Regions from separate parts of the Mus musculus genome. Here region 2 is linked to region 1. The links are chromatin loops, found by intact Hi-C in ENCODE. Cell type or tissue: left cerebral cortex. All regions are shown on one strand. Each heading gives the region's core, and the rest is flanking DNA. Links, peaks and the distances in the headings are about the cores only.

Region 1 (10,992 bases), core at 1,577-9,576:
ACTCACCTCTTCCTGAACACCTACGTTAGGTCTTGCAGACTTTCTCCTCTTGCATGAACCCCCTCAACCTACCCTTGTCACAAAGAATCTAATTGGCTCAGCCAAAAAGTAGCAGAAATGGGTAATAAATGTGTGTTCACTAGGTTTAATATTTCGAGTCCTTGTGCTCGAAGGGACAAAAACCGGTACCAACATAAGTGCAATATAGCTACTGATAAAACTGAAATGTCTAGAAGTATTGGCTTGAGGATCTAGCCATTCAAATGATGTGGTCCAGGCCCCTCCCTTCTCTCCACTGCACACTGAGTATATTTTGCAACTTGGGAAATCTGGTATCTCCCAGTGGTCCCTAGAAACCTCAAGATTAAATCCCCACATCCTGATAACTCCATCAAGTGCTGCTAGGATCTTCTTTTTGTCTTCCCAGTATCATCTAGGAAAAGCGCCCAGCTGAATTCCCCTTACATAGCTTGTGCCCGTTGCTGGAGCTAAAGTGATAGATGCTTTGATTTCACAGATCTTGGTCCTGTTCCTGCTCCCAAAACAGTGGATAAGGAAGATGGAACTTTGGGGACTGAAAGACACAGGGTGAAAACCAAGGTGTTCTTGTTGCAGGATATTTGATCACACTGTGAACCATGAGACTGTTGTTTACTGGGAAACCCTGCTTATAGTAGTGGTGTGGCTCAGCCTTAGCACTCATCTCTAATCCCTCTGGCTGGACTTCAGACACGGACTTAGTACACACCTTAATCCCAAACAGGAAAGGTAAAGCTAGGTTGCAGAAGGAAACACCCATGTTTCAAAGTAATGTCTGACTGAAGGGCACACAAAGTGACAAATCAAAGATCTGACAGAATAGGATGCGTCCGATTCTCATGAGAAGAGAGAGGAAAGGGAAGCTGCTTAGGAGAGCAGTGCAAAGAGAGAGAAAGGAGAGAAGGCAGATTCCTGGGAGAGTTTTAGCGAGATAGGTTGGAGAGAAAGCAAGCTAGACACGGGTAAAGGAAGAATGAGCCAGAGAATGAGAAGACGATAAGTTAGAACAGATTGCCAGAGTTAGTTTGAGGCCAAGCAGAACAATTCGGTCAGAGCCCAAGAAAGAAGATGGATTGAATCAGTCAGCTTGAAGAGGAGTTTGAGCCAGGACAGCTGAGTTTAACCAGCCAGTCAGAGCTCTGAAAGGATAAGAAAGGGTAAATGTATTTATAAATTGGAGGCTGAAAACATTCTAGGCCTAGATAAGATTGTAGAGAGGAGGCTAGAAGCTTCCGGGACTAGGCTGAGATTAGCAGATGAGGTCAGTAAGCCTCAGAGATGACAGTTCCAACAGAATCAAAGTTTCTTTTACATGGTCTTCCCAGTGCAAGGATTAAAACAAATACGGAAGCAGCCATTCTGCTACTCAAGAAAATACAGGTAGCTGCCTCTTCACCCAAATAACTATCCTCAGCCCCTATTTCCGCCTCAAAGCTCTGGCTATTGTTTGCTATTATACTGTGTAGTAATTTAAATAAGAATGGCCTCCGTAGGCTCATATACTTGAATATTTGGTCCTCAGTAGGAATGTTTGGGAAAGATTAGAAGATGTGGCCTTGTTGAAGACGGTGTGTCACTAGAGGTGGAATTTGAAGTTTTAAAAGCACATGTTATCCCCAGTTAACTCAGACTCTCTCTACCTTCTGGTTGTTGTCTCAGTGTGTAAGCTCTAACTTACTGCTCCAACACTATGCCTGCCTACCTGCTGTCATGTTTCCCACCAATGGTCATGGACTCTGATCCCCTGAACTATGAGCCCTCAAACTAAGTACTTTCTTTTATAAGTTGTCTTGGTCATGGTGGTTTTTGATAGCAATAAAAAAGTAACTAAGGAGCCGGGCTTGGTGGCGCACGCCTTTAATCCCAGCACTCGGGAGGCAGAGGCAGGTGGATTTCTGAGTTCGAGGCCAGCCTGGTCTACAAAGTGAGTTCCACGACAACCAGGGCCATACAGAGAAACCCTGTCTTGGAAAAAAGAGAGAAAGAAAGAGAGAGAGAGAGAGAGAGAGAGAGAGAGGGAGGGAGGGAGGGAGGGAGGGAGGGAGGAAGGAAGGAAGGAAGGAAGGAAGGAAGGAAGGAAGGAAGAGAAAGAAAGAAAGAAAGAAAGAAAGAAAGAAAGAAAGAAAGAAAGAAAGAAAGAAAGAAAGAAAGAAGGAAGTAACTAAGGTGTAGTGTTTGCTTGTTTGTTTGTTTATACAAAGGCATAATTACATCACCATATTCCCACTTGTGTTAGGAATACCTGGTACATAATAGTACTTAGTATTTGTTGAATAACTGAGTCTGAAGTAGCAAACTACCTTTCACCTATTAATAACACATAGGCTAGGCAACAAGATAACATTAGAGAGTAAAATAAATAAATAACCATTTATGAGTACACCTAATAGATGCTTAATAGATGCTCACTGTCCACACACACAGGAGAGCGGGGAACAGCTCCCATCCTTGCTCCTGTAAGCTTAAGGCTGGAAATTCCCCTTTATCACAAAGGATGGGTTCCAAACCCCCCAGGAGTGCCTTAAATCGTAGACGGTACTACTGATCCCCATATATGCTCTTATCTTCCTATTGATACCTATGATAGTTTATCTTCTAAATTAGGAAAAGTTAGAAGAAATTAGCAGTGATAGTAAAAACAAGACAATCACAACAACGTTCTATAATAAACATAAAACTTACTACTTGCTTATTTTTAGAATTTTCCATTTAGTATTTTTGGTCTTCAATTGACCATAGGAAATTGAAAACTGGGATATGGAAACTGCAGACAACAGGGACATAACAAATAGATCTCAAGGTATGTCACACCTGGTACAGAGGAAGGGACCCCGACCCTCACATTGGGAAAGCTGCATCTTTATTGGGACTCACCGAGCCAGCTCTTTACTGCACAGGGGGGCCAGGGTCTGATCTCCAAGAGTTTCACGTGTAGTATGTTTGGAGTGTGGCCCTTAAATATGCACAGCTGACCAGTTCCCAAGTGGTGTGGCTGCTATTTCAGAAGCCACATTTGTAAGAAACAAGTTCTCCTGGGGAGACTGCCTCTTTCTACAGTTTTTCCCATGCTAATGCAACAGCTACTGAACAGCAGAGTCCATAGGGATGGAAAGCAGGTAGCCACTTTTGCAATCCTTGTTAAATCAGTCCCCGAAGGATTTGAGGGCCAGACAGGGCAATAGTCTCCCAGCAAACTCTCAGTGCTGTGATCCACTGAGGGATCTTGGACCACCTGAGAAAGGAGTGCTGTTCAGGGGGCCAGTGGGCAATAAGAAAACCAATAACAACAAAGTTTTCATGGCCTCAAGAAAAGGCTTCTAAATATAACTGTAGGTTTTTAGGCTTCTACTTTTAAATGCTATCCAACTGTGGAAAAAGGTCATTTTCTCCCATGGCCTTAAAGACATCCTGTGTTTCAGACTCCTCTGAAAGGTGGAGTCTGATTTCCTGCTGTCGGAAATGGTTTAGCAGCCACTCCCAGGGATTCATATTCAAGTCTGAGGACCACTGTCCAGTAGCAAAGCCATAAAGAGATCACAAAGGAGAACTCTGATGTAGTCTCAGAACTACGAGCTGTAGCTGAAAAGAGAGTAGATGGGAGGAGGAGGAGGAGGAGGGGGAGGGGGGAGGAGGAGGAGAGGGAGGAGGAGGAGGGGGAGGAGGGGAAGGGGGAGGGGAGGGGGAGGGGAGGGGGAGGATGAGGAGGGGAAGGGGGAGGGGAGGGGGAGGGGAGGGGGAGGGGGGAGGAGGATTTGCTAAGCATATCCATCTTTTGTCGTCCAAGCCTCTGAACATCACTGACTGAACCACCTCCCAAAACCTATGTGACAGGCTGAAAATCAGGAGACCTGGGAAGAATACTAATTTGGAGAAGAGTCTGGCTTCAGTCCCACAACTGTTGATGACGGCTCCTGTCTTCTGCTTATATAGCTCATGGAAACTGAAAACAGACAGGAAGCAGTAGGAGGGTCTAGGAAGTAGAGAAGCCGCTGGTGGTGATAGGTGACAAGAAAGAGAGGCTCAGAAAGCCCCGAGGGGAACCTCCCAATCTGGCATTGTTCTTGATTGCGTGTGGAGACAGGGGCAGCCTTCTAAGCTTTGTCTCATATCCTTGTCCAGCTGAAAACAATGTCACAAACGAAAAGGAAACCACCCACCTGAACACCGAGAAAACCCTGGTGTGCTTTCCAGAGAACGAGTCTCCGTTTCTCCTTTCCCATTCTTATTGCTGGTGCTGAACTATTGCCATCTAACTAAGCAGTGTGTGGCCCTTCCCTACACCTCAGGATTACTCTCTGGAAAATGAAAATGCTGAGCACAGGATACTGTATTAGCCAGGTCACACACATTTAAGACCTGCGACTCGACAACTAAGACCCCCACACAGATGTGATGTTCTCATTACGACCACCACCCCTCATTGCAGTCAGCACACACACCAGGACTTTAACACAAGCTTCCAAAGGACCATGAGATCATATTTTATACTATGTTTTTTTTCTTGTTTTTTTTTTTCTGAGACAGGGTCTGTGCTATATTTAAAAATACTAGATTGGTTTTGTTTTTTGTTTGTTTGGGGTTTGGGAACAGTTATTTTTTTTTCACCTCCTGGGCTGTTCTAACTCTATTTTCCGCAGGCACCACTAGAAAAAGCAAAGCAATAGTGGTCTCTTGTGGAAATGAACAGTATTTGCAACTATATTTATAACCTAACACTGAAACACAGGATGTCTTTAAGGCCATGGGAGAAAATGACCCTTTTCCACAGTTGGATAGCATTTAAAAGTAGAGGCCTAAAAACCTACAGTTATATTTAGAAGCCTTTTCTTGAGGCCATGAAAACTATGTTGTTATTGGTTTTCTTATTGCCCACTGGCCCCCTGAACAGCACTTCTCTAATTCCCAGGAACAGTCTGAGGCAAGTTCAAGAGACTCTGAGATTCCGTGATCCAGCAAGTCCCGATGGCACTGTAGAAGCAAATAGCTACATTTTCATTAAAAGCTCTTTTCATGAGGGAGCTACAAAAATTAAACCCTTTCTACCCAGAGACCCACTCAGAAGTGTTCTAGTAACCTATTGGCAACTGTTCTTCTTTGTTTGTGGCCCCGGAAGGCAAAGAGTAAGGGTACACTAGAACCAACAGGGTTGGACGAATCACAAATACCTGGTGAGTTTCTCCAAGGGATGATGTGCATGTGCCCTGCCCCATAACCTGATGGATGTTGTGGGCATTGTTTGCACTGCACCAGAACAAACTAAATCTCTGACTTATATTTCACAACTTGGGAAAGCAGATATCATTAGCGTGTTAAAATGCACTTAATGAGATTTAGCATTCACACTGTCTTCAACTCACAACTCCAGCTGCCAAAACAGATTATCAGCTTGGGAGTTTACGGGACGAGCTTCATTTTCTCACAGTTCTGGAGGCTACAAGCCCCTGGACTAGTGCATCGCCTGGTTCTGGGGAGAGTGGTTTCCCCTTTGCATCTTGGCAGCTTCCCGTTTTTAAATGACAAAGCGGCAGATGTAGGTGACTCTTCCTCAGGAAAACACGAATCCCATCATGAGGGATCCTTCTGCCTTCATTAATTTAATCAACTCCCAAAGGCCCCACATCCTAATCCCATACTCAGGCCTGAATTTCAACAGGGGAATGGGAAAGAAGGGGCCTAAATCTTCAGTCCCTAACACAGAGAGACTGCTATGCAAGCTGTGCAAAACTGTCACCAGTATTTGCCTTAAAAGGCCTCTATGTGTTACTCCATGATCAATCACATCTGATGAAAGAAATAAAAGGAAAAAGACCTTGTTTTGAGAATCCGTAGATAAAGTGGCTTTAGAACCAACGCTGGTAGCCATCAGCTGGAAGCCGAATGAATGGGAGCTGGACAGAGATTTCACAAGATGACCCTTCTGCCAGGGTGACTTCCGGGTGCCTACAACCAGTGTCCTCACGGGGGCTTCCAATGGTGTCAGCCAATGGTCTGAGTCCAAAGAATCACTCTAGAACTGTTAGCCAGACCCTGACCCAGGTCGGACCCTGGTTCTTCAGATGATAAGTACAAATTCAATATACTGTAAATAAAGACATACGCATGTAAGTTTTACTTACAGGTTCTGGGCAAGGAGGGCTTCAAGTGTATTCAGTTCTCCTGTGAACGTGGGGTGAGGCAGAAATGAAGCTGTTCCAACAGACAGGAAGTCTGGGTGTATAGAAGCAACCCTTCTCCAGGATTGCTGACAGACAGGGTTCCTTGCTTGTGTAGCAGTTTGAGAGAAGTCGTGGACGGGAAGTGGGGGGCCTGGATGCTAGGCTTAGAGCTGCCTCCACATTCTTTTCATTTTTATTGCTGAAATACGATATTTTCAGTTTCTCAGCCTCATAATAATATCAGGTATGGGTTCAGTCTCATGAAGCAGGTCCTTAATCCAACATAAAAATTGTTTTGTTACTGTGTTGATTAATTTTATGTCAACTTGACAGGAACGACAGTTGTTTGGGAAGAGGGACTCTCAGTTGAGAAAATGCCTTTATAGCATTTACCTGTGGCAAGTCTATAAGTGCATTAATGGTTGATGAAGTGGAGGGTCAGACCACAGGAGGAGCTGACACCATAGGCAGGTGGGCCAGGTAGTATAAGAAAGCAGTCTGAACAAGCCAGAAGAAGCAATCAAACAGACTGGAGAGATGGCTCAGGGGTTAAGAACATTGACTGTTCTTTTGAAGGTCCTGAGTTCAAATTCCAGCAACTAACTATATGGTGGCTCACAAACATCCATAATGAGATCTGGCACCCCCTTCTGGTGTGTCTGAAGACAGCTACTTAGATGTAATAATTAATAAACCTTTAGGCTGGAGCGAACAGGGCTGGGGCAAGCAGAGGTCCTGAATTCAAATTCCCAGCAACCACATGATGGCTCACAACCATTAGTACAGCTACAGTGTACCCATATACATTAGATAGATAGATAAATAAATAAATAAATAAATAAATATTTTAAAAAAAAGAAAAGAAGATGAAGAAGAAGAAGAAGCAATCAAACCAGCAATACTCCTCCATGGGCTGTCCTTCAGTTCTTGTCTCCTGGTTTCTGCCTTGAGTTTCTGCCATGACTCCTCCCAGTGATGAAATGCGACCTGATAGTTGTAAGCTGAAATAAGTCCGTTCCTCCCCCGGGATCTTTTGATCATGGTGTTTTGTCACATCAGTAGAAGCCCTTACTTAGGGCAGTTACTGCCATAACATTTGTGCTACTATTGCATCGTGGGCATATTGTATTAGAGCTCTCAGGGTGTGGATCCACGTCTGCTGGGCACTGCCTCTTGGGGAGACCAAATGCAAGGAGTTTGACTGAATTTATTCCACGCCACCACCTAGGATGGTGCCAGATTGTAGGAAGCACCAAGACACCGCTCTGGGGGTGGGAAAGCACAGTCTGAGATTCAGGAAGCTGGAGCTGGTTCAGGGGTTCCCCGAGGCGTGTGACAAGGCCGGGCTGTGGGGTTCTCAGACTCTTGGACGTCCAGATACTACTGGGAATCATGGAAGAGCTGAGAACAGAGTTGGGGGAGAGGGAAGCCCATGAGCTGGGGCCAGCATCTAGACTGGGCAGGAGAAAGGGGAGCTCCAGCTTGTCCCAGCAGTGATTGTCCTTTGCTTGGTGACAGGCTGGGAGCACAAAGAGGCCTTCTATGGGAGAATTAAGTTGCAGCTCTGTAGTCAAATGCCTTCTTCACAGCTCCCCACAAAGGATCTTGATGAAAGAGACATTCTATGGTTTTAAACAATTTATTGGCTGTTCATGGTGGAAAATGGATGCATACTGTACCATATCCACTTCTCAGGGTGGAGCTGAGATTAAATACCTTTTGCAGAGAGGAATGTCTGGGAATGGAATCTTATTGGCTAAGCCTTTCAGGCCTCTAGGTACCTCATTAGCATGGGAAAACTCTGTTTTGGGCCTACATGACTATAGGACCTGTTTCTTTATGTGAGAAGCATAGCATGTATTCCAGGCCAGGAATCAGGCAGGGAGCGGGGTGTCGCCTAAGTCTCAGGTGTGTGCCCACTGAGTCTCTGGATCTCAACCTCTCTACCTTATCAAACTTCCTGGCATGGTTTTATGTCCTATATCAGGATTTATAGCTCAGTGAAACTGAAGAATACATTTCTCCTTCTGTAGCATGTATAGTACCTTCCATCACTGTAAAGGCTAGCCAGTGGGGGTGGAGATTCTAGTTGAGCACCAGCTAGAGTTCCCCATAGTCTATGCCATAAGTGTGTGGTATCTTCTCAAGTAGAAAATTCTGGTTTCTTTGGAGACTCGGTTGTGTCATGTGATGTTTTCTTCTGGAAGCAGTCTTATGAGAGGATGTTTTTGCTGAGAGCAGACACGTGGTTAGTGTCTTTCTGGAAGCAGCTCGGGAATAATGCACGTGATACATTGCTAGAACATATGCTTGAGAGAACACATGATGTTTGGAAAGGCTATAAGTATAACCCAACAGGCAGGGAATGGAGCTGTTTGGTATGGGTGTGCCTTACCATTCTCTGCTGGGCATCGTTGGGCTTTGCTGACACTGATCTTCACTGATGACACCGTATGGTATTGATTCACCTTGCCATTCTTTGCTGGCCATGGTTTGTCATAACTTCTAATGGTGTTGCTGTGGCTTCTTGCCACTTTCTCAGACTCAGGCCGATTGGCAGAGCCTCAAGATTTCTTCTGGCTTCAGTTGCTGATTTGTGAACGGTGTTTGTGGGTGGATCAAGCTGCTGCTACTGCTGATTCCTGTGAACCCAACAGCTGATATCCTGACAACACAGATTAGGTTTGCTCCAAAGAACAATTTCTAAACAGGTTCACATGCCCCTTTGCTCTATTAACCTTTTCCTTCCCACTACCTCTGGTGGGTGGTGAGCTAGAAGGGAGGTTAAAGCATTTAAGAACCCTTATTAAAAGTAGATTTTGAAAAATCTAAGCCTACGGTCTTCTGCAATAGGCTCTTACTGTTGGATTGTGAGGGATAACTAGTAGTACTGACAACACCCTACAGTGCTTGAGGGGTGTCTGAAACTCTTTGGCTAATTACCCAGAAAGATGGGGCGGGATTTGAATCTAGTACTATTCTTCTGCTAAATGAACATAGCAATAAAATGTCTCCTAATGCCACAGTGCTATCTGCACAGATCAGTGCATGACTCAAACCTCAGCAGAGAAACTTTCTTGCAAATGGTCATTAACACAACTAACTGGAATGGGATATCTTCATCATAACCCTCCCCTCAAGGCTCTGATATCTATACAGAAGAATACTCAGAAAGAGTGTAAGAGTCTGTGGTGGTTTGAATGAGACTGCCTCCCATAAGTACATATTTGCATAGTTCTCAGGTAGAGTTACCATTGCTGTGATAAAACAACCAAACCCAACTTGAAGAAGAAAGGATTTATCTCATCATCAAAAGCAGCGAGGGCAGGAACCTGGAGGCAGGAGCTGATACAGAGGTCATGAAGGGTATGATTTACTGGCTTGCCCCCCATGGCTTCCTCAGTGTGCTTTCTTATAGAAGTCATGACCAAATTCCCAAGAATGGCACAACCCCAAATGGGTGGGGCCTTCCCCCATCAATCACTAATTAAGAAAATGCCATAAAAGCTTGCCAATCGCCCAGCCTTATAGATACCATTTTCTCACATGAGGCTCCCTCCTCTCTGATGACTCTAGTTTGTGCCAAGCTGACATAAAACTAGCCAGTACAGTTTGGAAGGATTAGGTGTGTGGTCTTGGTATGGGATATAAGCTCTCAGGTACTTTTCCAGCACCATGCCTGCCTGCATGCTGCCATGCTCCCTGCCATGATTATAATGGGGACTAGGTCTATGAAACTGTAAGCAAGCCCCAAATTAAATGTGTTGTTTTAGAAGAATTGCCTTGGTCATGGTGTCTCTTCACAGCAATAGAACACCAAGGCAGAACCAGAGGTGGCAGACTATTTCAAGGCAACACCTTTTTCCAGACACATAAGGCAGATGAGCATATGAAGAACATAAAGTCCATGGGGTAGGGAAATGTTGAGAAATGGAAAAGAATTTGGTAAATACATGCTGTATGAAATTCTCAAAGAATAAAAATACAATATTTTCATTCACTTTTGAGAATTTTATATGTGCATACAGTGTATTTTGGGCACATTCACCTCCAACTCCTCCCACCTAGTTCCTCCCAGGTTCATGGCCACCCCACCACACCCTAACCCTAACGCTGACCTTCCCCCAACTTCACGTCCGTCTTCCTTCCTTCCTTCCTTCCTTCCTTCCTTCCTTCCTTCCTTCCTTCCTTCCTTCCTTCCTTCCTTCCTTCCTTCCTTGCCACAGTCCCTCTGGGTCCCTATGTCTGTGTGGAACGGGTCTCTAGTCGCAGGTGGGCAAAGCGTTGGATGAGACGACAGATAGATGCACACAGGAGAGGTTGTGTAGAATTTGAATGTATTTGTCAGTTCGAGCATCAAGCTTTTTATAGTACAGAGAATATAAGGGGTTGGAAGTCACATCAGGCAAGGTACATTGAAGTTACCAGGTACAAAACAAAGGAATGACTTCAAAAGGAATTACAGGAACCAGGTAAATGTTTACAATAAAGATAAAGCAGTCCTGCCTAGGATCAGCTTAATGACAGGCAAGAATTTCACACTTTAGTGTTAATACCTTTGAACCTTGTGAAGGCTAGCACCAGGGGGTTCTGCTCTTGGCAGGCCTCAAGAATAATGCAATATCACAAACCCCTAATTTCCTAGGCCTTGCTAAATTCTTAACTTATCTGGAGAATCTCCATTTGTCAGGAGAGTATACCAACTTGCTTTTGATATGCAATGTAGCCTGTACTAAAGATTTTTATCTAAGTGAGATTCCCTGGCTCTTTCTGCAGACCAGTTGAACCACTGGCTCTG
Region 2 (10,992 bases), core at 1,907-9,906, 78 kb before region 1:
GTTGAGTATAAGCTTTTGTAGAAGGATCTGATGGTGTTTTGGATTTCTTCAGGATCTGTTGTTATGTCTCCCTTTTCATTTCTGATTTTGTTGATTAGGATTTTGTCCCTTTGCCCTCTAGTGAGTCTAGCTAAGGGCTTATCTATCTTGTTGATTTTCTCAAAGAACCAACTCCTCGTTTGGTTAATTCTTTGAATAGTTCTTCTTGTTTCCACTTGGTTAATTTCACCCCTGAGTTTGATTATTTCCTGCCGTCTACTCCTCTTGGGTGAATTTGCTTCCTTTTTTTCTAGAGCTTTTAGATGTGTTGTCAAGCTGCTAGTATGTGCTCTCTCCCGTTTCTTCTTGGAGGTACTCAGAGCTATGAGTTTCCCTCTTAGAAATGCTTTCATTGTGTCCCAAAGGTTTGGGTACGTTGTGGCTTCATTTTCATTAAACTCTAAAAAGTCTTTAATTTCTTTCTTTATTCCTTCCTTGACCAAGGTATCATTGAGAAGAGTGTTGTTCAGTTTCCACGTGAATGTTGGCTTTCCATTCTTAATGTTGTTATTGAAGATCAGTCTTAGGCCATGGTGGTCTGATAGGATACATGGGACAATTTCAATATTTTTGTATCTGTTGAGGCCTATTTTGTGACCAATTATATGGTCAATTTTTGAGAAGGTCAGGTGAGGTGCTGAGAAGAAGGTATATCCTTTTGTTTTAGGATTAAATATTCTGTAGATATCTGTTAGGTCCATTTGTTTCATAACTTCTGTTAGTTTCACTGTGTCCCTGTTTAGTTTCTGTTTCCACGATCTGTCCATTGATGAAAGTGGTGTGTTGAGGTCTCCCACTATTATTGTGTGAGGTGCAATGTGTGCTTTGAGCTTTACTAAAGTGTCTTTAATGAATGTGGCTGCCCTTGCATTTGGAGCGTAGATATTCAGAATTGAGAGTTCCTCTTGGAGGATTTTACCTTTGATGAGTATGAAGTGTCCCTCCTTGTCTTTTTTGATAACTTTGGGTTAGAAGTCGATTTTATCCGATATTAGAATGGCTACTCCAGCCTGTTTCTTCAGACCATTTGCTTGGAAAATTGTTTTCCAGCCTTTCACTCTGAGGTAGTGTCTGTCTTTTTCCCTGAGATGGGTTTCCTGTAAGCAGCAGAATGTTGGGTCCTGTTTGTGTAGCCAGTCTGTTAGTCTATGTCTTTTTATTGGGGAATTGAGTCCATTGATATTAAGAGATATTAAGGAAAGGTAATTGTTGCTTCCTGTTATTTTTGTTGTTAAAGTTGGCATTCTGTTCTTGTGGCTGTCTTCTTTTAGGTTTGTTGAGGGATTATCTTCTTGTTTTTTCTAGGGCGTGGTTCCCGTCCTTGTATTGGTTTTTTTCTGTTATTATCCTTTGAAGGGCTGGATTCGTGGAGAGATAATGGGTGAATTTAGTTTTGTCGTGGAATACTTTGGTTTCTCCATCTATGGTAATTGAGAGTTTGGCTGGGTATAGTAGCCTGGGCTGGCATTTGTGTTCTCTTAGTGTCTGTATAACATCTGTCCAGGCTCTTCTGGCTTTCATAGTCTCTGATGAAAAATCTGGTGTAATTCTGATAGGCTTGCCTTTATATGTTACTTGACCTTTTTCCCTTACTGCTTTTAGTATTCTATCTTTATTTAGTGCATTTGGTGTTCTGATTATTATGTGTCGGGAGGAATTTCTTTTCTGGTCCAGTCTATTTGGAGTTCTGTAGGATTCTTGTATGTTCATGGGCATCTCTTTCTTTAGATTTGGGAAGTTTTCTTCAATAATTTTGTTGAAGATGTTTGCTGGTCCTTTGAGTTGAAAATCTTCATTCTCATCCACTCCTATTATCCGTAGGTTTGGTCTTCTCATTGTGTCCTGGATTTCCTGGATGTTTTGAGTTAGGATCTTTTTGCATTTTCCATTTTCTTTGATTGTTGTGCCGATGTTCTCTATGGAGTCTTCTGCACCTGAGATTCTCTCTTCCATCTCTTGTATTCTGTTGCTGATGCTGGCATCTATGGTTCCAGATTTCTTTCCTAGGGTTTCTATCTCCAGCGTCGCCTCACTTTGGGTTTTCTTTATTGTGTCTACTTCCCTTTTTAGGTCTAGTATGGTTTTGTTCATTTCCATCACCTGTTTGGATGTGTTTTCCTGTTTTTCTATAAGGACTTCTACCTGTTTGGTTGTGTTTTCCTGTTTTTCTTTAAGGACTTGTAACTCTTTAGCAGTGTTTTCCTGTTTTTCTTTAAGGACTTGTAACTCTTTAGCAGTGTTCTCCTGTATTTCTTTAAGTGAGTTATTGAATTCCTTCTTTATGTCCTCTACCATCATCATGAGATATGCTTTTAAATCCAGGTCTACCTTTTCAGGTGTGTTAGGGTGTCCTGGGTTGGGCGAAGTGGGCGTTCTGGGTTCTGATGATGGTGAGTGGTCCTGGCTTCTGTTAGTAGGATTCTTACGTTTACCTTTCGCCATCTGGCAATCTCTGGAGTTAGTTGTTATAGTTGTCTTTGTTAAGAGATTGTTCCTCTGTTGATTTTGTTACCCTCTATCAGCAGGCGTGGGAGACAAGCTCTCTTCTCTGAGTTTCAGTGGTCAGAGCAGTCTCTGTAGGCAAGCTCTCCTCTTTCAGGGAAGGTGTACAGTTATCTGGTGTTTGGACCTCCTCCTGGCTGAAGGTGAAGGCCCAAAACAGGATCTTTCCCAGAAGCTGTGTTGCTTTGGCCAGGAAGGTGGCCAGTTGTCTGGAGTCGAAGATGTCGCCGCCTGAGAAGCTCTGTGGCTCTTGTCCGGAAGGAGGCCGGCCGTCTGGAGCTGAGGATGGCGCTGCCTCAGAAGCTCTGTGGCTCTTGCCGGGAAGGTGGCTGGTTGTCTGGAGCTGAAGATGGCGCCTCCCAGAAGCTCTGCGACTCTCGCCCGTCCCAGAAACGGCTGGCACTCTGTATTCCACAAGGTCACCTGTGCAGCCTGCCCTCCGCGGAGTCCCGGAGCCAAGAAGGCTCCCGCTGGCGCCTGTGCCACAAACCTCTCAGGCCGGGCAGACCCCCGTGCTCTCACCAGGAAGGTGGCCGGCTGTCTGGAGCTGAAGATGGCGCCACCCAGAAGCTCTGCGACTCTCGCCCGTCCCAGAAAACGGCTGGCACTCTGTATTCCACACGGTCACCCGTGCAGCCTGCCCTCCGCGGAGTCCCGGAGCCAAGAAGGCTCCCGCCGGCGCCTGTGCCACAAACCTCTCAGGCCTGGCAGACCCCCGTGCTCTCACCAGGAAGGTGGCCGGCTATCTGGAGCTGAAGATGGCGCCGCCCAGAAGCTCTGCGACTCTCGCCCGTCCCAGAAAACGGCTGGCACTCTGTATTCCACACGGTCACCCGTGCAGCCTGCCCTCCGCGGAGTCCCAGAGCCAAGAAGGCTCCCGCCGGCGCCTGTGCCACAAACCTCTCAGGCCGGGCCTAGTACTAAGTTCTAACTGAAGGCCGGTAGACCTTGATTAGCTTGTTCTGAGGTCTCTCCCTGGCTACAGATAGCTGTGTTTCCTCTTTGTGTGCTTTTTCTTCTGGACCTTTCTGTACCCTAATCTCTTCTTAGGGTAACAAGTATCACCAATACGAGTCCATTTATTCTAGTGACCTCTTTAAAGGCCAAACTCCAACTCTAATCATTTTCAGTAGCGCTAGATGTTAAATAACTCACATGTTAAGATTTTCACATATAAATTTGGAGGTAAAAATCTACTCTTTTGGCCCTACACACAGGTGAGGCAGGAAGAAGCAGGAAGCAGGAAGAATACCTAATGCTGCTCTTGGTGATTGGTGGAAGCTATCAATCATGAGCTACTGCAAAAACTGGCTGCAGTCGCAGCTTGTCAAGTTCAACCTTTGCCTAGAATCTAAAATGTCCCCAGAGGCTCCTATTTTGAGCATTCGATCCCCCAGCTTAGAGCCCGAACTTTGAAGGTTGTAGAGCCTTTGGAAGTTGCAGTCCTGGCTAGAAGCAAGCCTTTGAAGGTTTGTATACACCTCATGCTGGCCCTGAGCTCTTCGCTTCCTTGGCTCATGCTGCTACAAGATTTCAACTGCATGGTGGACTGAAATCTTACTGAAACTGTAAGCCAAAACCCTTTCTTCCCATAAATTGTTACTGTCAGATATGTTGTCATGGTTATGAGAAAACTAGCACAAACTCAATGTCGTTTATTACCTGAATTCCTTGCTGGGAAGTCTCCAATACCAGTAGTGCCTCAGCTTTGCTTCCCCCATCAGGAATTAAAAGAAGGATGGTAGATGACCTACTTGTATCCTCAAGCTGACACTTTTGAAAACATTCCTTGACTGCAAAGACACTTCTACTTTTGTTTCTTCTCTGAAGTATACATGCATTATTCCCTGGCCCTTGGTTGCAGCCCTGGGGTTATTTTTATCATGGATGGGTTAAAAGGAGCCTAGAGATTAGAAAGTCTCTGTAATACCTGGAAATTGAAAGTCACTGGACTGGGGATGTAGCTTTCTTGGTAGAGTTCTTGCCTAGCATGCATGAGGCCCTGGGTTTGATCTTGAGTACTACATAAAGTAGGCATGGTGGCACAGGCCTACAATCTTAGCCCTCCAGGGGTAGAGGCAGGAGGATCAAAAGCTTAAAGTCATCCTTGGCCAAACAGTGAGTCCCAGACCAGCCTGTGCTAAATGAGACCTTGTCTCCAAAAAAAAAAGAAAGAAAGAAAAATGAACAGTCATTGTTCATGAGTTCAAACCCTGCCTCTGCAAGTAGCCTATGGATACTGCACTGATCACCTTATGCTTCAACTTTCTCATCTACAAAGAGCTTATATTTCTCTAATGATTTCTTTCTAGCTCTGCTCTGAGGCATATTTTCACATAAGTATGTACACAACCTACACACAGCAGTCCTGCTATTTCCTATATTTCCTATCTCCAGGGGGTTCCACAGTACTGTAATTTGGGGCCAGTGGACAGAAGACAAACAATTAGCTCAGCCACTTCCACCACAGCAGGCCCACTTTCTCTGCCTGTATCCTGTACTTCTGCAAGTGAAGTTTCTTCAGCCAAAAGGTTTGAGAAAACTATTGATGCACAGGTTAGTTCCATGGTTGATGCCCTATGGTGATGACTTTGTTATGAAATAAGAAATGTCGAGGATGAAGCATTCCTAACAGTTACTCTAGGTTTGGGGTTAGATACTGTGTGCCCTGTTCACTAGATTCCACTATTTCAGGGACAGGTGACCTAGATTGTACTTGGGAGTTATGAAAGTGTGTTATATCGCTCAGGGACTTTGGGGGCAGAGAGGGGAGCACAATATCGTGCTCCTTCCTGTCAAGGAAATTTTTATTCCATTTGGTGTCTCGGCTTTTCAAGCAGTGATAGAATCCCCCTCCCCTTGTTAACCATCTAAATATATTCCTCCCTCAACACTCAGAACGGCATGACACTTGGCGCTGTCACAGCCTGTCTGAAATGAGGAATCCCACACTGCCTTTATTTTTAACTTCACTTGCTTACATTTTTTGTGTCAACCTCAGCTGGGAGTTTCCCCTCCTGTGCGGTCTTAAATTAGTAAAATCTGGGTCTTTGGTACAGGCTTTAAGATGAACACTGTCTTTAAGAATGACCCTATAGGATCTGCAACCCTATAGGTGGAACAACATTATGAACTAACCAGTACCCCGGAGCTCTTGACTCTAGCTGCATATGTATCAAAAGATGGCCTAGTTGGTCATCACTGGAAAGAGAGGCCCATTGGACTTGCAAACTTTATATGCCCCAGTACAGGGAATGCCAGGGCCAAAAAGTGGGAGTGGGTGGGTAGGGGAATGGGTGGGTAGGGGAGTGGGGGGAGGGTATGGGGGACTTTTGGGATAACATTGAAAATGTAAATGAGGAAAATACCTAATAAAATATATTTAAAAAAAAAAAAAGAATGACCCTATAGTTGCTAAATGCCAAGTCTTGTAAGGGGCTGAGTAAACATTTATGGGACACTTACTGTATACCATGTGTAACTCTTAAAGGTTTTAAAACTGAACCTGATATGAATCACACCTCTTGAATTTGAGAGTAGAGAATAAAGCTCAGGGCAGAGTACTTTGAGGGAACTTGAAAACAAGACAGTGGCCAGACTCAGTGGGCTTCACACTAATGAAGTTAAATTAAAAAAAAAAAAAAAAAAAAAAAAAACCTCTACAATTGGTAGCAGTCTTACCTGGAAAGGAATCAAAAATGCTGATAAAACTGCCATAGTACTCCATGAAGACACGTAAGACATGTAATCCGATCCACCAATCCTGTGATTTCTACTTTCTCACCCCACCATGAAGTCTGCTGCAGAATTAACCTCAATTCATTATTTGCAAACCCACAAAATTAGAAGCTTCTCTTCGGCTAGGTTCTCCCTTTACTGCGAGGAGTGGCATTACAGTGGTGTGAGTGTGTGTGTGTGTGTGTGTGTGTGTGTGTGTGTGTGTGTGTGTTTTCATGTGTGGCACATGTGTATGTGTACATAGGCACCTGAGTAAATACCAGCGGTTTGTGTCAGGTGTCTTCCTAATTCATTTCTTACCTTTATCTATCTTGTTTTTTGCACACAGTTTGTTTCTGCCTCTCAAGCACTGAGAACACAGGTGTTCCATGTATATTAGACAACCAACTCAAGTCCTCATGCACACACAGTAAGGACTTTATCAACTGAGCCCTCTCCCCAGCCTCAACATCTCTTTTTGATTGGGATGTAGGCAGCTGTGTGGAAGGAGCTCTACCTTCAGCAATTCCAAATCTGTCTTCATGAGATCTACTTGCAAAACTTAGAGTTCAGATTAAATAAGGGTTCCCACCATGACAAAACTGGTTCATTATCGCTCCACATAAACCACCTATACATCAGTGTGCTTCATGCTTTCCTTGTGCGGGAATGTTGATATGTTCCATAGCCCACCCCTCCTGGAGAAAAAGGAAAGTAAAAACTTTGGTCACTGAGTCTTTCCAGGACTTCTGTTCGGAGACAACACTTCACACAGAAGAGCAGAGCATGCACTACCTGACAGGCTCTTTGGAAAATTCTCCCTGATCTCCTCTAGACCTGGTCCCATGAGCCTGTGCTTTCACAGATTGTTCTTTGTCTTTTGCACTGCAGTTAATCTTGATTGTACAACTTTGTGCTCAGTCCATTGAGTCCCCCTTACAAATCAGAAAACCTAAGAGTGATTCTGACGACCCTCAACAAAAACAATTCACCCACTCACTCCTAGAACTCCAAATCCCAGAACTCACCAAAGGCTCTGAAATGGTATCAAGCTAACATCCCATAAGCCCACATTCTCTTCTGTGGGGCAATCAGCATCTGTCCTTGCATCACAGATGACATCACTCACCCATCTCCATAATGATCAGGCTGTACCCCAGATGTGAAACCTGACGTTTTGTTGACAGGGAAGTTTTCAATGTCTAATTCTGCACACCACAAGATTCAGCAGGAAGAACTTTTCACTACTGAACCCACTCCAGTGACGCATGGCAGCCTTAATTTTAAAACTGGGTTTCTACTCTGCCACCCTAATCTCACACAGAGCATCAGCCTTGGTAATGCCCCTAGCCCCTCTAGGGGACTGCTTCCAACTTTCAACTGGCCAACAACAGGTCACCAGGCTTAGAAACAAAACAGTATAATACCAACACAGGAAATCCACTGGAGAAGTCACTCAGCAGCCATGGTGCCCTTAAATTATTGACATGGTTTAGGCTATTTGAGCATGAGTATTCACACTATGGCTGCAGGGTTTGTGGACCATGGGATATGTTTGGAATAAAAAAAAAAAATCCATCCTAAAATACTGTGATCTCCAAAGTAGATACTTAGGAATTAGTAAGCCGTCAACCTCTATGGAGGTTAGCTACAGATTCCAACTTTAACATCCACAAATAAGAGTAGAAACTTGATGTTTGTATTATGGGGTCTGGGTTATATCACTCAGAGTGACTGTTTCCAGCTCCATGCATTGACCTGTAAATTTTATAACTTTATGTTTTTAATGGCTGAATAATATTCCATTGTTCATTATACATTTTTCAGGTGATAGAATTTGAGAGCGTTTCCATTTCCTGTCTAATACGAACAGAGCACCAATGAACACCGATGGACAAGCATCTTTGTGGTAGGTAGGATAGACACTCCTTTGGGTATATGCCTAGGAGTCATATGGCTGGACGTGTAAGGAACCTCTACACCGAATTCCACAGTGGCTGCACCATTCTGACTCCCAACAGCAACAAGCAGTCAGAATTGATGGGAACTGAGATCCAGTGAAGGTTACATAGAGACTTTGATCCAAATCACATTAAGATTTTCAATCACTAATTTTTTTAAAGCCTTGCTTGTGTCTTTGCAACCAAAACATTATGAAAATCTGCTTGCTTCATGCACTGTGTTAAGAATGGTAAAGAATAATAAAGAATGAAGAAAAATAAGCACAGAAGTTATAAGATTGGCAAATAAACCAAGCATCCTTGTATTACTGGGATCAAGGAGGAACATTTGAAGGACAGCAGTGGGTTCAAAGCAACAAAAGGACAAAGAGCATCCCACCTCCCTCACAGGCCATTGCCACTCAGAGTTCAAGTTCTCTCCTAAGAGTCTTCAGTTTGAGCTCCTGACTTAGATTCTATCTTTATGAGCAATGCTACAATTTAGGCATTTATTTATGAAACAGCAATAATCTACTTCAGATACATCAAAGCTTAACTCTTATTTCTGATAATGGCAGCTCTCCACTAAACCAACCAACTCAATGAACTTAAACATACATATATTTACATATATATGTGTGTGAGTTTTCAAGTGTATACATGCATCAAATTTTGATGAAACACATGTTAAGTCATTATTTATAGAACAGTGCTAAAGTCAATGCTCTGAGAAGAAAAGTTGATACCTTTTCTTATTCTTTGACATTCCCTTCAGCTCCAGTCTCTGCACATTGATTGTGACCTAAACACAGCTTAGTATCAAGGACTCCAGAGAGCCATCTCAGCTGCTCCCTGGTACTGGAGCCTACTCCCCTTTACGAAGCAGCTTGAACTGATCATCAAAAGGAAACCCTTGCTGTGTAGATCTAGGACATATTGAGAGGAGCCAGCTATCTCCATTCCCGGCTCCATAAAATGATTTACTCAGTTTTCCCCTCTGGGGCAGAAAAGTAAACAGAGACCTTCATAACAAGCAAAAGCTAGCATTGCCCTTACCTTGTTATTTTGCTGGAATTCATTTTGAATGCCAATTTCAATATATTCCCCAATACCATTTCTCAAAAAAAAAAAAACCTAGTCAACAGCAAAAATATAAATGACCAATAAATATATGAAGCATGCTTAATAGCACCAGCCACCAGAGAAATGCAAACCTTAGCAACCATGACATATCACCTCACATAGTTAAAATGGCTATTATCAGAATAATAATAATAACAGTGATAAAATGATTAAAGGGAAGTCTCGTACACTGTTTGTGAGAATGAGGATAATTGCTACAATCAGTATGTAAAACAATCTGGAGGCTCTTACAAAGACTAAAAATAAAACTACCATATGAACGAGTTATTCTACTTCTGAATACATGTACATGTCCACAGGAAATAAACTCAGCGTGTTAAGGATAGACCTGAGTGCCTGTATTTACTGCAGGGCTGCTCATTAAAGCTAAGATATGATATAAGTTTAGATGCCCATCAACAGATAAATGCACAAAGAAAACATGGCAGGCACACATATACAATTTGTGGTTATAATTAAGCCATAGAGAGGAATGAAATCCTGTCCTACACAGAATGGAAGAGAAGCGCTTATGCTAAGTGAAATTATCAAGGCACAGAAAGACAGGTACCACTTTCTTTTTCATATGAAAAGCATAAAAGAAAAAATATTGACCTAAACATAGACTAGTAAGTGCAAGATGTTGGGAATGGTCGTAAAAAGACAGATAAATGGGAGGGGGGTATGAATGTCATTAGTGCACAGATATTAAAATATCCCACAGAATCCTACTAATTTGTACAGTTGATACAGGTTAACCAAAATGTTTTCTATGCAATTAAATGTGACTAAATGTGTCCTCAACTTAGAATTGGATTATACCTACAAGCACTTTATACACTGAAAATTCCACAAGTTTAAATGCATTTAATAACCTAGTAAAACCATAATTTTGTAAACTCATATACAGTAGAACAATTGAGTCAGTTAGTCTCCTGGTGATCATATGATTGACTTGGAGAAATTCAGTCTCAGTCCAGAGCATCAAAGAGAATATTTAATAGCATGTCATAAGCATAGGAGAAGACAAAAGCCCAAATGTTCATGTATACTTTCTACTCAATAGATATTGTTTTCATATTACTATAAGTAAAACAATTTTATCATTCCACTATAAGCTAAAGACTAAACAATCTTTTTTAGTTATGTTTTAGCCTGGAGCCTTTGGTTTAACTTAAACTCAGCTTTAAATACAAAACACTTCTATTAATATTATAGAGTCTCAAAAGAGAATTAAAAAGTTGGGTACAATTTTAGTTTTATTTTTTGAAAAGGAGTAGCCCAAACTATTCTGGAACCACTATGTATCTCACACTGGCATGAAACTCATGGCAATACTCTTAGTCTTTCAACTACTGGAATTACAGATATGAGCCTACAGGCTCAGTTCAACAATAATCCTAATGAATACATTCGTGGTTGAAATTTGAGCAATAGAGTGTTAGTTTTGGAGAGTGACTGAATATTCTTTACTTGCTCTGTGACCTGAGCAAGTTCAAGCACAGATCTCAGCTCTGGTTCCATTTTATCTGCAATAAAAAAGGAATACTGACCTGGAAGTTTGAAACCTAAATAAAGATGGCATGCAACACCATGTCATATGTGATGGAGTAACAGTAGGAACACACACACATGATATTCCTATAATTTTTCTAAAGCACCATTGTTTGAG

The links. Peaks named below come from ENCODE experiments on the same cell type or tissue, not always from the same donor. Only the 100,000 strongest peaks of a DNase experiment are listed, where the experiment ranks them.
Region 2: a loop joins it to region 1, with 3 times the contacts of the local background. A loop is called at or near these places in 2 of 42 quality-filtered maps.

Annotation. Positions count from the first base shown.
Region 1 is chr6:108,869,236-108,880,227 of GRCm38, reverse strand. No RefSeq gene overlaps it. Among named protein-coding and RNA genes, the nearest start is that of Gm6749, 6.1 kb to the left of the region's middle. In left cerebral cortex, for the core only: a CTCF peak has its summit at 4,708; DNase peaks (open chromatin) are centred at 4,087 and 4,705; H3K4me3 peaks cover 355 bases; H3K27ac peaks cover 433 bases.
Region 2 is chr6:108,947,073-108,958,064 of GRCm38, reverse strand. No RefSeq gene overlaps it. Among named protein-coding and RNA genes, the nearest start is that of Gm6749, 72 kb to the right of the region's middle. In left cerebral cortex, for the core only: no CTCF peak of the experiment used is centred there; a DNase peak (open chromatin) is centred at 5,506.